Linked DNA regions of Homo sapiens: all the other regions are linked to region 2. The links are chromatin contacts, found by Hi-C or POLR2A ChIA-PET in ENCODE. All regions are on one chromosome and are shown on one strand. Each heading gives the region's core, a stretch centred on a gene start or an enhancer-like site at or near the end of the contact. The rest is flanking DNA. Distances are from core to core; before and after follow the strand shown. Region 1 has its middle 170 kb from the start of ZNF621. Region 2 has its middle 230 kb from the start of CTNNB1. Region 3 holds the start of ZNF621 (zinc finger protein 621). Region 4 holds the start of ZNF619 (zinc finger protein 619).

Region 1 (3,451 bases), core at 330-2,829, 280 kb after region 2:
GCAACTATAAAGTTTGTGAAACTGAAATGCAATTAAGAATTCCAATGATTATTTTTTAGCATTGGAATTGAGGTGTGCTGTAAGTGTGAAATACACACAGGAGTTCAAAGACTTGGTAAGAAAAAAGAATATAAAGTATCTAATAATTTTTATATTGTTACATGTTGAAATGGTAATGCTTTTAATATAATGGAATTAAAAATATATATTATAAAAATTAATTTTACCATTTAAGAGTTTTTTGATGTTTCTACAAGAAAATTTAAAATTAAAATTCTGCAAGAAAATTTAAAACTAAAATTACATTATTTTAATTATATTGTCTTTATAGTGTTTTCATATTATCTTTTATAGTGTCTTACATCATCTGTCTACTGGATAGCACTGGTAGAGAGGACTTCTTTGCCCTATACCAGGTCACTCATCCTTGGTAGCCCTGGAGGGTCTTGAAAAATGCACAACCTTATCTACCTATACTGGAGTTTTTTGTTTCATAGTAAGATTACCAGAAAAATAGAAAACATACCCAACATGGGCACAAAAACTGCTGGGGTCATTTTCTCTGTGCCAGATGTGAGCTGCCAATATCATCATTTCCATTGGCAAAGCCCTTCAAACTTTAAAACAAAATGTAATTACTTTTACACACCCTTCCCCTTCCTACCTCATGAGACTATTATGAAGCTGAAGAGAGAATGTGAAAATTCTGTGACATTGGAACAAGGGATGATTAAAATATCAGCCAAGTAAACACTTTCCAACAGTTACTACCTCTGACCTTCACACTTATGTGGGGGCAATATTCCCATTTCATAGGTGAGGAAACTGTGGCAGAGAGAGGCTAGGTCCTTTCCCTGAGTCACACAGACAGCAGGTGGTGGGGCTGACATCTAGACCTCTACTCTGACCTATCAGAGAGTCATTGACACTGGTGGAGTGGACAAGAGACCTCACCCTCTGGAAACAATTTTCAAATGAGAAACTGTCTGGAAGTCTCTCTGCTTCTCTGATCTGCAGGCTGGCCTCTCCAGTCCTTGGTGAGCAGCTTCTCTGCATGGGAGCAACAGTTCCCATGACAGCTGCAGGGAACCATGGGAAAAGGGGAAAAAAACTTCCTGAATGCACTCATTGTCTTTCCAGACATTTCCGGCAGGAGGGTTGGTTCTTGGGAAACAAGACCTCATTCTTAAACTGGCTCTGCACACTCAGGTATGTGCCAAAGTGGCATCAGCATGGCCAACAACCACTTATTTGTCTAAAGCAACAGATGACTCGCTGGGGCTACTTGAACTTCTGGCCGGGAAGCTGACCCCACTCTTACTGCCCACAGAACCTCCAGGTTCCTCTGATAGGTCAGCGGGAGGGTGACCTTCAGCCCCAAATGCCTGTTTCTTCCCTTCCCAGTCATGACCAGTGGCAGGCCTGGCACGGGTGGTGGAGAAGGACAATATTCACTTCCAACGGTCAGTGGTTGTACACAGGGCCCTTCCCAAGCCATGGATTCCAGGCCCAGCCCTCCTTTCTGAAAGGTGGTAGTTTGACTTGGAATGAGATGCGCCTGCACCTGCCAAGTTCAACACACAGTGAAGAGAAACACAGCTCAATCCCCAAAGGCCCCGCCTAAGGCAAGGCAGAGACAGGGCAGTTCATCTGGAGAACAAGGGGGGTGAGCCAGGTTCCAGCACAGTCGATGCAGATGGGAATGGGGAGGCATGGGGAGGGAGTAAAGAGCTATGAACTGAGGCTCTGGGAGCGGGGATGGAAGGAGGTGGGTCGAGTTCCCACTCCTGCCCACCTCCTTTTTCATCTACTTTCCCTTTGGCCTTAAAATAACCCCATAAGTTTTGATTGATGTTTTTTGTTGTTTTAACTGGTTGTCCTCAGGGAGGGTTTTCAGAAAGAGCAGCAGCGTTTCCAGGAGCTGGCAGGGCCTCAGAGTGAAGCAAGCTCGCCCACACCCACTCCCTTCCTCACCAAGCACCAGGCAGCTCAGCCAAGGACTTCCTTCTCCTCCCCCCTGGCTTCCTCCCCTTCTCTCTCACCATTTCACCCAGGGGGGAAAAGCTCCAAGTTTTAAAAGAGTCAGCTCAAACCAGCAGCATACTTGAAATATAGAGGAAAGCCCTGCTAGGATGTCCAACAGCTCTGTGTTGTGTGACCTGGGTCGGGGAGATGGGGAGGACAGAACTGACCACAGATACCCGACCTCTAGATGAGTCCTACCCCCTAATATAATCAATGGCTTTGACCTCCTTGAAGAGCTGTTTAAAAGATTTCACATCAGCTGACTTGAGTTTCAGCCCCTGCTGTCTAATGGAAATGAATAAAAGACCCCAGGTAATAGCCCACCTTAATAGTTGCCATCTTGATAACAGAAGGGGGTTTGTAGGGCTGTTTCTGGATCTGGCAGAAACTGATCTGGGTCACTAAATGGCTTTACAGTTACAGCTGGTCTTCATTAATTATTAGATAGTTGCTAGTTAGACCAATTTGAACACTTCTAAGAGCAGCTTAATGGTTGTTTATTAAACTCTCTCCAATTATGACTGCTTAGCATATCAAAAGGCTGGGAAAATACCCCCAGGTAACCTTGGGAAGAGAAGGCAGGCACAGGTACAATGGGTGACTTTGCTGGGCTTAACAAAGATCCCAGAAAAAGAGCAAATTCAAATGAAGGTGAAAGTCACCCTTTAAATAAACCATGGACTGAAACAAATGCTAAAGAGTAAACCATTGCACAGTTCAACAACTCCCTCCCTCTTCTGGGTAATTGAAAATACTGTAACATTGTTTTGCACTTGGACTCAGTATTATGAAGTTTCTATGGTGGTGAGGAGTAAACCCTCATATGTACATATTTACAAGGTTGTGAACACTAAACCCTGCATACTGTACCTTCTGAGCAAGTTAAATGATTTTAATCCCTGATAGTCACCAATCTTGATTTTTACCTTATACTGTCTTTAGAATGTAACATTTAAATAGAGACGGGATCCCACTGTGCTACCAGTAATATCTGCATTGAGATTTTACTGTATGCCAGGAACTTTACAAGCATATTCATTTAATCCTTAGAATACCTTTTGAGTTTTGTTATTATCTCAGTTTTACAAATGAAGCACTAAGGTTCAGAGAGGCTTTGGTAACATGCCAAGTTCACAGAGTTTAAAAATGCCGAAAGTCAAGACTTACTCAATGGGCATCAAACTCCGGATCCCATGGCTTAATCTCTATGCTATAGTTCCCTAGTCTGATGGTCAACTTCTGATCTTCCAAATCAGAAAACTCCATCAGAGAGTCAAAACTTTAAATCAGTAGTCAATATTGAAAGCTTTGTCTCTCTGATGGAGTTTTCTGATTTGGAGGGAACAAGTATTGTTGGGACACTGCCCAGATCCCCCTCAGATCCCTTTTACTGAGTCTCTGTTCATCTCCCCCAGCTTCAATGAGC
Region 2 (3,207 bases), core at 373-2,872:
AGAATTAGGCATGTGTGTGGGCTGAGGGCCCAGTGCAGCACATGGAACTTTGTAGGTGAAGTTTTCTGCTTTCCCTGGTTCTAGATCTTTGTATCTCAGGTCCTAGGCTCTTCCCAGTTCTGGAAGATCCCAGTGTCTTTCTCTGAGCTTCCTTTTCTTTTAGAATTGCATGTTCAAGGACCTTTAACAAATACTCAACTCCCTTAACATTTTTTTTTCTAATTTCATCTAAATGTTCACCTAAGCTGTTCATTCTCTGTCTTCTAGAAGTTAGTGAAACAGAATTATCAGAACCAGGCTCTCTTTTGGATGCAGTTGGTGTTTCTCCAAGGTGCTTATTACCTGTTACGGTTATTGCATGCTGGGACTGAGGTATAAACACTTCTGCTCAGGAGACCGAAGGCAGGTTAGGGGAGGCTGTAGGTACCTAGTTGGTAGAGTTTGCTGCAGAATCCTGGAAACAATATTTGGTCTAGGCTCAGACAGCTCTAGTTCAATGCCAAGATCTGCCTGGTATTAGCTGTATGGCATAGGACATGCCATTTATTGTTCCTTCAGTTTCTGCATCGTAAATAGTGATGATTTCAGGATTGTTGTTAGATTATGAGGAATATGGGAGAGTGCTTTGTACACTGTAAACACAATTACAAATGTAGTATGTTTTTCCTGTGCACACTCAGCAATTTGTATGATTAACTCTTTTGCATCTCTGCTTCTCCCTGTTGCTCTAGTTTGTTCACATCCAGGGGGCTAGATCAGACAAGCCTACACAGCTAGTAGCAGGTACGAGGAGGCATCGGATTGTGGCAGCTTCTTCTCTCCAAAGATGCCTCATGTCATTGTGCTTTCAAGGAAAAACAGCAAAGTATTTTTTTCGTTTTTTTTTAATTGGTATGTTGATATCTACTGGCGTACATTTTGTGTAACAATAGGCAAATATTAGGATTGTTAAGATGTTAGAGTAGGGAGAAGGATGCAGGGAATAGAGGACAGAGATAAATTTTACAGTTTGTGAAGATATGCGTGTTCACATCTTGTTTTGTTTTTCCTTTACCCAAACAAATAAATAAGAAAAACTGCCCACTTTGCTCTCTTATCTACCCTTCCTGTGTTCTCATTGGGGCAGAGCTCTGCTGGGGAAGGAAGCGGCCACAACCCCAGGCATTTACTACCTGTTCTCCCCACCTGCTATTTGAGAGAAGTTTTCAAGCTGAAGTTCGTACAGCTGCATTCACTTGGACATGAATATCTGGGAGTTCACGGGTTTGTCTGCCCCTTTGGCCTGAGAGAGCTGGGCGGAAGCCTCCTTGACGTCTGTGTTGACTCTCTGTTTCTCTGGTTTTTCTCTGGCCCAGTTTCCTGTTCACCTCTGTCCTCTGCTGTCTGGTAGGCTTGACTCATAGGAAACCACAGCCAAGTCACCTAGTGGTCTGAGTCACTGACCTTTGGAGCATCTCTTTCTTAAAAAACAATAAAGACAAAAGTAAGTGCCTAAGTAAGTACTGCATTTTGCAATAGATTTCAGCTAAGTATTGCACTGAACGGTTAGTTCTGGGAAGTCCCCACTTGTGACTTATTTTTGGCAACTGTGCTATAAGCAAATCATTTTATCTCCTAGCAACCGACTTCCCTCTTCCCTCCCTCCCTCCCTCCTTTGTATCCACAAGTGTTTGCTGAGAACCCTTTGTGTCCAGGCACTACATTAGGTTCTGAGCACAAAATGAAGACATAGAATGGTCCTCAACAAGCTGCTGATGCCCATAAGAAAGAGGCCTGCAAACATGTGTAAACAAGTGTGACAAGTTCACCGGCAAGGGGCAGCACAGGGTGGCACTGAACTCAGCCTCGGTATTGCCCTGACCACATGGCTGCATGTGAGCATGCCAGGTGAGGTGAGCAGGAGAGATGTTCTAGGCAGCGTTGGATGATTCTCTGTCACATTCCTTTGTGGTCAACTGAATTGCTCTCTTCAACTGCAGCTTTCACTGAGGCCACTTGAGGTTGCACAACTCCTTCCAGACACAGGTGAGCTCCACAGAGGGAGGATATGGACAAGGGGCTAGATTGGAAGGAAGATGGAGGAGAGTGATCCTTACAGCCCTGACATCGGTCAAGGGAGGCTAATAGCAGTGACCTTCCCCATCAATGTCATGTGGACTGGACAGCAATGACCAGGTGATCCATTGGTGGGGAAGTGTCCCCACAGGGACAATGGGGAACAGTCTATTCAGAAGGGACAATATGCTCGTAGCTGATGCTTTTGGCACCCTGTAACAAATCCCCTCAGCACACCTATGATTTTGTCACAGATCTGGTAGAGAGTGCAATGTGGGTTCCCATGACAATGCCCTCTTGAAACATGAAAAATGCTTCCCTGTTTTTTTGCCTCAAAGCCATCTCTGAAACTGGGAGCCCAGTCAGCCCCCAAGCAAGTACAACCTGCAAGTATGGAGAGGTAACGCCCTAGGAGCCATCTCTAACCAGTGAAGAATGAGAGCCAGTAAGCAAGTCTAGCCACTCCTCTTTTGGAGGGAACATTCTAGAAGGCATTCTGCACACTTGCCAAAGGTCACAGAAGAATTGAGCCCCTGTTGCCCAAAGCAGCAACCTTAATGATGCACACTCAGTGGCTTTTCATTCTTCCCTGTCTCACTCTCTCCCTTTTCTTTCACCTCTGCTTTTTGGGATCTCCTCCCAAATAAACCACCTGCACCAAGTCCTTGTGTCTAGTCTCAGGCTGTGATTTTAAGGGAGCCCAAACTAAGAGAGCAATATTATTAAAATTAAAGTTTTGAAATGAAAAGCATTTGAAGGTCCACTAGCAGTCTCCTTAAAATACCACCTACTACCTTTTGGTATTACCATTTATACCTGAGCCAGAGGAAAGGAGAATTCCAAAAAAGGCCTTAAAAACCCTCTGACCCACAGGAAATAGCTGCCATCTAGTCAGGCTGGGCAAAGGGCTTAGTAATACAGAAAGTGAAAAGGGGCTCATGGGGGCCTTAGCAGGGTGACTCAATTTAGTGGGTGAGAAGGAATTCTTGTTTAACTTAGGGGAAAACTACTGGGTAATATTCTTTTCCCTAGTCATAATGGTTACATTAAAAAAAAAAAAAACCCACATCGCTAGAAGGGCTAATGGTTAAGAAAAGATTGGGACAATGAGGCTCTATATGAACTAAAACGCTTATATTGTTACATTCATAA
Region 3 (3,275 bases), core at 262-2,761, 450 kb after region 2:
AGCTAGTGCGGTGGCTCATGCCTATAATCCCAGCACTTTGGGAAGCCGAAGCGGGTGGATCACCTGAGCTCAGGAGTTCAAGACCAGCCTGGCCAACGTGGTGTAAACCCCGTCTCTACTAAAAATACAAAAATTAGCCACACGTGGCGGCGCACATCTGTAATCCCAGCTACTTAGGAGGCTGAGGTATGGGAATCACTTGAACCCAGGAGGCAGAGGCTGCAGTGAGCCGATATCATAGTGCCACTACACTCCAGCTTGGGCGACAGAGTGAGACTCCGTCTCACAAAAAATGAGTCTGATTTCAGTAGGTGACTTTCATTTCTAGAACACGATCTGGATTTCCACATTCAGAAAGAATTTCTTGGTATAGGTCCCCTTTCTTCCATTTAAATCTATACATCCAAACTCATCACTCTCTATACACAAAACTTTCATTTCCCCAGCACATATTTACATCTGCCATAGCCCTGGAGATAGATACAAAGGGGAAAACACAGCTTGGCCAAGTTAGGCCTTCCTCATCCTTTCCTGATTATCTGATAGCTAATGTGAGTAAAAAAACATAAACAAACAAACAAAAAAACTGAAAGAAGCTCAGCTCACCTGAGGCCAAGTTGTTTGGAGCATGGCGGATGTCCCCTGGCTTCATGCACTGTCTTCTGGGTTTGGACAAGCAAGATCCTCAAGAGCTAAGAGAAAAAGAGCCATGAGTGCTAAGGACCCTGTCGTCCACCACCTACAGCAACCTATGGCCCTCCCAGTTTCCACATTTCCAGCACTGGATGCACGGAGATTCTACTAGGACTCCCTCTAATTGTTCTCACGCTGATAGCCCCAAACTTCTTATGAATTGTTCTGCCTAGTCTTCAGGACAATCTTCCACCTGCCTGCTCAGTCCGAAGAGCTTTTTTTGAGCCCATTCGTACGGGTAAACTGAGGGACCCAAGAGCCCTGTCCCTATTGTGTTGGGTCTCTACAAACGTAAAGAGTCTTTACAGAATGCTTACAGGGACGATGACGTGGACCCAAAAGAAAGAACCTCAGGAGAAGAGGGACTGGGGTGGCTGAATGCGGATTAAGGGTAAAATACTCAGCGTCCCAGTGGGTGATGCTGACCGGAGACCCCACCCAACCGTGATCTTAACACTCCACCCAAGAAAACAGGCAACCCCAAACATCAGAAACGTCAGTACCGGGAGCCAGAGGCTGTCAGGGCAAGTTCTTTAGGGCAGAAAAGAGGATCAGGCCTCGGTGGCAAAGGGCTGGACACGGGCTCTAGAAGCCCGAGCAGCCACCTTGACGGCTTCGGCGAGGCCCAGATGCCCACGGTCCGGGTGAAGGAGGGGCGGGCCGCCATTGGGACCAAGTTCAGGGGTAGTGGGGGCTGACGAGCCGCCAGGGGCAGCGAGGAAGCCGGCACCGGGCGGACCTGGCACGTAGAACTCGCTGAAACCCACGCTCTGCAGAACGCCGAGGAGCTGGTCACTAACTAAAGGCCGAGCCGGAAGGGCGAGTGCACGCCCAGGGTCCCTCTAGGCCCCCGGAGGCCGCCATCTCGGTCGCCCCGTGGCCAGACCCGCCCCGCCTTTCATGGCTGGCCCCGCCCTGCGGAAGAGGCGAGGTTGCGGCGACCGGCTGGGCTGAGAGGCCGGCGGCGGGCGTGGAACTGTGGCGCTCTAAGCCCGGCTTTCTCCGGCAGCCGTCGGCATCGCCTCTGGCTGGAGTGTCACGGACTGATACAGCCTGGCTCTACCGAGACCTCGCCCTCTAGGCACAAGTGGGCCCCCAGTTCACGGGCTGCGCCTCAGCTGTTGGCCGCCTTGGCCCCGTGGCTCACCTGAAGCCTGGGCCGTGCAGGTGAGGGGAGAATGGCGCCTGCTTTGTCATCTCTAAGAGGCCCAAGCCCAGGATCTTGCTTGGGTCCTCAGCTGGGCAGTCCTCAGGGAAACCATGGTTTCCACTCGCCGTTTTAGCCCTCTCCCTTCCAAGGACCTAGATGTGCGTAGAACCTTTTAGGACAGATTCATTTAACAACCAAAACACCCGTGGCTACATACAGTTGCTAGGCATCCTGTATACACAGGACATGTCCTATATTAAATGATCTTGTCCTGTGTTGACTTTGGGAGGACACCCTAAATGTCTTATATTTAGCTTTTTCCAATAAATTACAAAAACTCGTAGTTACAGCTATTTTTCTGCTCAGTAACTGGCACTTAAATAAAATGTTAACACCAGCTGAAATATATATATCTCATACTTCCATAAATAATGATCTGGACAGACCTTTATGGTCTGTTCTGTTAGTTGGACTGCAGGAAGAAAAAACAGTGAAGAGGGGAGGCTGCTAATTAAAAGAACTTACTTTTCATATTCAGGAAAGGAAAAGACTGTTTTTTGACCAAAGTCCCAAGTCACTAACAAGTACTTGCCATTAATTTACATAATTTTAGATCAGTACACGTACTCTGAAAATCAACCAGTACACAACAGCCTCACTCCAAGCTTCTGAACATGAGCCAGTCAGTGATAAACACTTCCCGAAGCCAGCCAGTGGCAGCTCTACCCAGCTCATTGGCAAGTACCTCACTACTGTGCCCTTCCTTCTGGACAGGAGCCTTTCTCCAGTATCAAAGTGGTTGCTAAGATGGACAGACTTTGTTTTTTTTTTTTTTGCTTGTTTTTTGTTTGTTTGTTTTTTTGAGACGGAGTCTCGCTCTGTCGCCCAGGCTGGAGTGCAATGGCGCAATCTCGGCTCACTGCAAGCTCTGCCTTCTGGGTTCACGCCATTCTCCTTCCTCAGCCTCCCGAGTAGCTGGGACTACAGGCACCCCGCCACCACGCCCAGCTAATTTTTTGTATTTTTAGTAGAGACGGGTTTTCACCGTGTTAGCCAGGATGGTGTCGATCTCCTGACCTTGTGATCCGTGCACCTCGGCCTCCCAAAGTGCTGGGGATTACAGGCGTGAGCCACCGCGCCCGGCCCAGACTTTGTTTTACTTTAATCACGCTGATAACTTCTCCTGAACACAGTTCCAGATACCAGGCTCCTCACCACCAAGCATTTCCATGCTATAAAGGGGAATTGGTCTCCCACCACTAAAAGATAAAAAATGATCCTGGATATCTAGATATATTGCTTTATTACAGGGGTCCCACTTCTTGGATTTGTTATTCCTTTCTTAAGAATTAGACTGACTTATGAAGTCCTATTATGGAGAGTATCTTAGGTATCTACTGCTGCATAACAAATCACCCTAAAACCTTATGGC
Region 4 (3,659 bases), core at 786-3,285, 490 kb after region 2:
CAGCCACCTTGGACAATAAAGTGGCCTAGAGCAGGTGAGACACTGCTAGGATGGTAGAGCAGAAAGACAGAGCCTGAGAGCATAATAGGGGAGCTGCCACACTAGCCCTGTATTGACTCTTGATACTTTTGTATGAGAGAGAAGCCTTTACCTCGTTTAATCCACTGTCATTTGGGGTCCTCTTTGGGGAATCTAATCCTAAGTGATTTCTGTACTTCAGGCAAAGCACCAGGAGAGCACAGCATACCCCCACAGCACACTTCCTGACTTGTAGGAATGAATTTTTGCTGAAGTTCTCGAACAGAAGTGGATGGTCCAATATCCACCAAAAGGACACACACATTGTTTTTAAGTCCTTGGGATGGAGCTTTCTCATTACAAGATACATCCATTACATGATAAACTCAGCTTTCTCATTCCATGATCTAGGACACTGGAGAAAAATCCAGTAAAACCATCATCTACCACCAAGAAAACTGGAGGGAAAAGTCCTCCCAATGCTACATGAATTTGTAGCCAAGAAAGGATATAGACTCTCACAGAGGTTAGACTGACGTCTTCGCATTGAGCTAAAGGCACTGGCTTCAGCTCCAAACTCATCATTCCTCCAAAAATACATCTCCCTCATCAATCTACATTTTCCACATGTTTCCAGTTCTGGCTTCACTGTACCTTAACTGAGTGGTCTGCAGGGTAAACTCCTCCCTTGGAAGTGTCTATTTAACCTCAGAAATGGCTTTTCTTTGTGTACTGTGAACGCAGACTAGCACTCCTCAAATTTTAATCTGCCCTTTAATTTTCCAGATCTTGTAAAAATGTAGATTCTGATTTAGGAGATCTGGGGAGGGGGCCTGACATTTTGCCTAACAAGAGCCCTCTGTAATGCAAAAGCTGCTCATCTCCAGGCCACACTTTCAGTTCTCATGAATGCAGATTCCCACTTTCTAGGATAATTCATTCCTTCTTTTCCAACCTACCTGACTCTCCCAAATTCACCTACTCTCGTTCGTCAACTCCCCTCGCATACTGTTTTTACATACTTTATTGAAGGATGTAAAACTAAGCATGAGACTGGCCAAGTCAGGCTACTGGGGCTGTACTGACCTTCCATATCTGTTCTGAGTATGGAAAGCTGAAAGAAAGCTCTGCTCACCTGGAACCACACTGTCTGGAGCATGGCTGATGACCCCTGGCTTCATGCACTGCCCTCTAGGTTTGAAAAAGTAAGAACCTGCGGAGCTAAGAGAGAACCACAATGAGACTGATCTGTCTCGTCTCCTACACTTGCCGCCTCTTCCCCTCTGTCTCCTGCCACTAGCATTGCAGATATTCTTGGCACACTAGCTGCTGTCATTCACCCTCTCCACTGATTCATGGGATGTTGCAAATGCTCCCTCTGCATATTCTCCTATAGATCTGCTTGGTGACACTGGAAACTCTAGAAAGAATATCTGTAAAGTAAGAGTCAAGAACTGCAGTGGATTCGTGGCTGTTTTTTAAAAAAAATTCTTGGCCCCACTATGAATGCATTACTAAACAGTTTGTATTGAATGCTTCTAGTGTTCATGGCAAAAACCCAAAACAAGTCTCTGGAGAGAAAGTAGGATATAACGGGGACCCCTAAACAAACCACAGGCTGCAGGACAAAATATAAGTGGTGACCCAGCCCCGGGTGACAAGGGTAAGACGCTTAATGTCCCAGCGGGTGATGCTGACCGAAGACCTAACCGGGATCTGAACGCTCCACCCTGGGAAGCAGGAGACCCTATAGTCACGGCTCCCATCCTCCCCATGAATACCGCGACCCGAGGACATCAGGCCAGCTCCTCGGAGCAGGAAGGTCGAGGGCGTCTCTGAAGACTGGGGACTGGGCCCAGGCTCTGGCGGCGGCGCGGGCCCCTCGGCGACCTCTGCAAGGGCCCAAAGCCTGACCTCCAGAACAGGTAGCCGAGTCAGGGAAGCCCGGGAAACTCAACCCGAGCGCTCGCAAGGTGGCCAAGACGGAAGCATTAGCTGGCCGGCCGTCGGTCCCTACAGCCTCTCTAGGAAGCCGGGAGGCTGGCCCTTCTCTATGGTTCCCACGAAACGAAACTCCAACCCTTCGCTTCCCTTCTCCACAACCGCTCTGCGCCTGGTTTGTTTGTTTTTTAATTTTAATTTTTTCGTGTGTTTTTTGAAACGGGGGTCTCGCTATGTTGCGCAGGCTGTTCTCGAACTCCTGAGCTCAAGCTGTCCGCCCGCCTCGGCCTCCCAAAGTGCTGGGAATACAGGCGTGAGCCACCGCGCCCGGCCGCTCCTGTTTTTCTTTATTATTTTCTCTTATGTCTTAGTACCCCAACTACATGATAAATTCCTCCATATTTAACAATTTGTAACTTAATTAACTGAATTCCTAATTCCTTACCTAATTACTTAATTCCTAACTTAACCTTCTAATGAATTTATAGCCCCTGTCTCCCACTGAATGACTGTGACCTAAGACCATGGGGTATGGTGTCTCATTGTCTGCGTTCCTGGCTCCACTCTATATGGACTTGCTCAAGTTATACTTAAATCGTTGCCTCAATTTATCAGTTGAGAATGGTAAAAGTTTGTAATTTATAAATTCAGTGAATTAACTGAGTCAATTCATGCAACAGTTTTGTAAACCAAAAATAAAATTCTAAGTCCCCCAACCAACTGAATGGACCACTTCTCTCAGCCAAAACATTCCAAAGAAAACCTGGCAATCTAGTTCAGGCCATGATGGGAAGCAGGGGATCGGACTTGCCTCGTTATGCCCTTGGAATTCAGGCACTACGGACCAGCATTAACATTAAAACAGAGATCTTGAGACTGACTAAAACTTTTTTTTTTTTTTTCCGAGATGGAGTCTTACTCTGTAGCCCAGGCTGGAGTACAGTTTCCCGATCTCGGCTCACTGCAACCTCCGCCTCCCGGGTTCAAGCAATTCTCCTGCCTCAGCCTCCTGAGTAGCTGGGATTACAGGAACGTGCCAACACGCCCGGCTAATTTTTGTATTCTTAGTAGAGACGGGATTTCACCATGTTGACCAGGCTGGTCTTGAACTAGACCTCGTGATCGCCCGCCTCGGCCTCCCAAAGTGCTGGGATTACAGGCGTGAGCCACCACGCCCAGCCCAAAACAAACTCTTTATAGCAATAAGACATCAAATTCTAACCTGACTCTAGTATAGTCTCATGTGACAGATAACAGGCCCTGAAATAAACTGAAGTATTTTACCCTAAAATGTATTTCTTTGACATATTTTGAAATGACCCTGTAAAGCTGTCTTTTGTGAAGAAAATCTACATCCTGTAAAGAATCCCCTTCACTTTCAAAGTGTTTTCCTTGATCCAGTAGAGAATTAACTAAGAGTTTGGCACCTTTTGAAGTCTGGTAAGAAACATTTACAATCGTTTCTCTCTGAAGCCTGCTACCTGGAGGTTTCATCTGCATAATAAGAACATTGGTCTCCAAAACCCCTTATCTTAACTCAGACATTCCCTTCAATTGATTCCAGGTCTTTAGCTAATAACTTTTTTTTTTTTTTTTTTTTTTTGAGACAGAGTCTTGCTCTGTCGCCCAGGCTGCAGTGCAGTGGCGCGATCTCGGCTCACTGCAAGCTCTGCCTCCCGGGCTCATGCCATTCTCCTGCC

What was found. A loop is a pair of places that touch in the nucleus more often than their neighbours do. ChIA-PET counts read pairs that join two places held with the same protein, here RNA polymerase II (POLR2A). Pooled maps may share reads with other maps.
Region 1: a map of cardiac septum shows a loop between it and region 2 (6-fold over the local background). The contact joins two enhancer-like sites. A Hi-C loop is called at or near these places in 2 of 168 maps with a recorded cell type or tissue (aorta and cardiac septum) and 2 of 50 pooled maps. POLR2A ChIA-PET finds 5 or more read pairs at or near these places in 1 of 52 experiments (CD8-positive, alpha-beta memory T cell).
Region 3: a pooled map shows a loop between it and region 2 (6-fold over the local background). The contact joins the promoter of ZNF621 here to the enhancer-like site in region 2. A Hi-C loop is called at or near these places in 2 of 37 single-sample maps with no recorded cell type and 5 of 50 pooled maps.
Region 4: a loop to region 2 is called in a map with no recorded cell type, with 13 times the contacts of the local background. The contact joins the promoter of ZNF619 here to the enhancer-like site in region 2. A Hi-C loop is called at or near these places in 1 of 168 maps with a recorded cell type or tissue (thyroid gland), 2 of 37 single-sample maps with no recorded cell type and 2 of 50 pooled maps.

Annotation. Positions count from the first base shown.
Region 1 is chr3:40,689,404-40,692,854 of GRCh38, reverse strand. No RefSeq gene overlaps it. Among named protein-coding and RNA genes, the nearest start is that of ZNF621, 170 kb to the right of the region's middle. Within about 2 kb of position 1,579, at least 16 of the 41 ENCODE cell types and tissues checked have a DNase peak (open chromatin) inside an H3K27ac peak, as active enhancers do.
Region 2 is chr3:40,970,051-40,973,257 of GRCh38, reverse strand. No RefSeq gene overlaps it. Among named protein-coding and RNA genes, the nearest start is that of CTNNB1, 230 kb to the left of the region's middle. RefSeq lists a silencer at 1,605-1,654 and an enhancer at 947-2,146. Within about 2 kb of position 1,622, at least 29 of the 41 ENCODE cell types and tissues checked have a DNase peak (open chromatin) inside an H3K27ac peak, as active enhancers do; they include thyroid gland, where a contact is called at or near this core.
Region 3 is chr3:40,523,196-40,526,470 of GRCh38, reverse strand. It overlaps ZNF621 (zinc finger protein 621), which reads right to left and starts at 1,511. Exons shown (of 5, transcript NM_198484.5): 1 at 1,197-1,511; 2 at 607-692. The coding sequence starts at 630. RefSeq lists enhancers at 1,030-1,169, 729-1,541, 1,820-1,909 and a silencer at 1,470-1,629.
Region 4 is chr3:40,475,498-40,479,156 of GRCh38, reverse strand. ZNF619 (zinc finger protein 619) reads right to left here and starts at 2,035. Exons shown (of 5, transcript NM_001145093.4): 1 at 1,800-2,035; 2 at 1,154-1,239. The coding sequence starts at 1,177. RefSeq lists an enhancer at 1,722-1,861.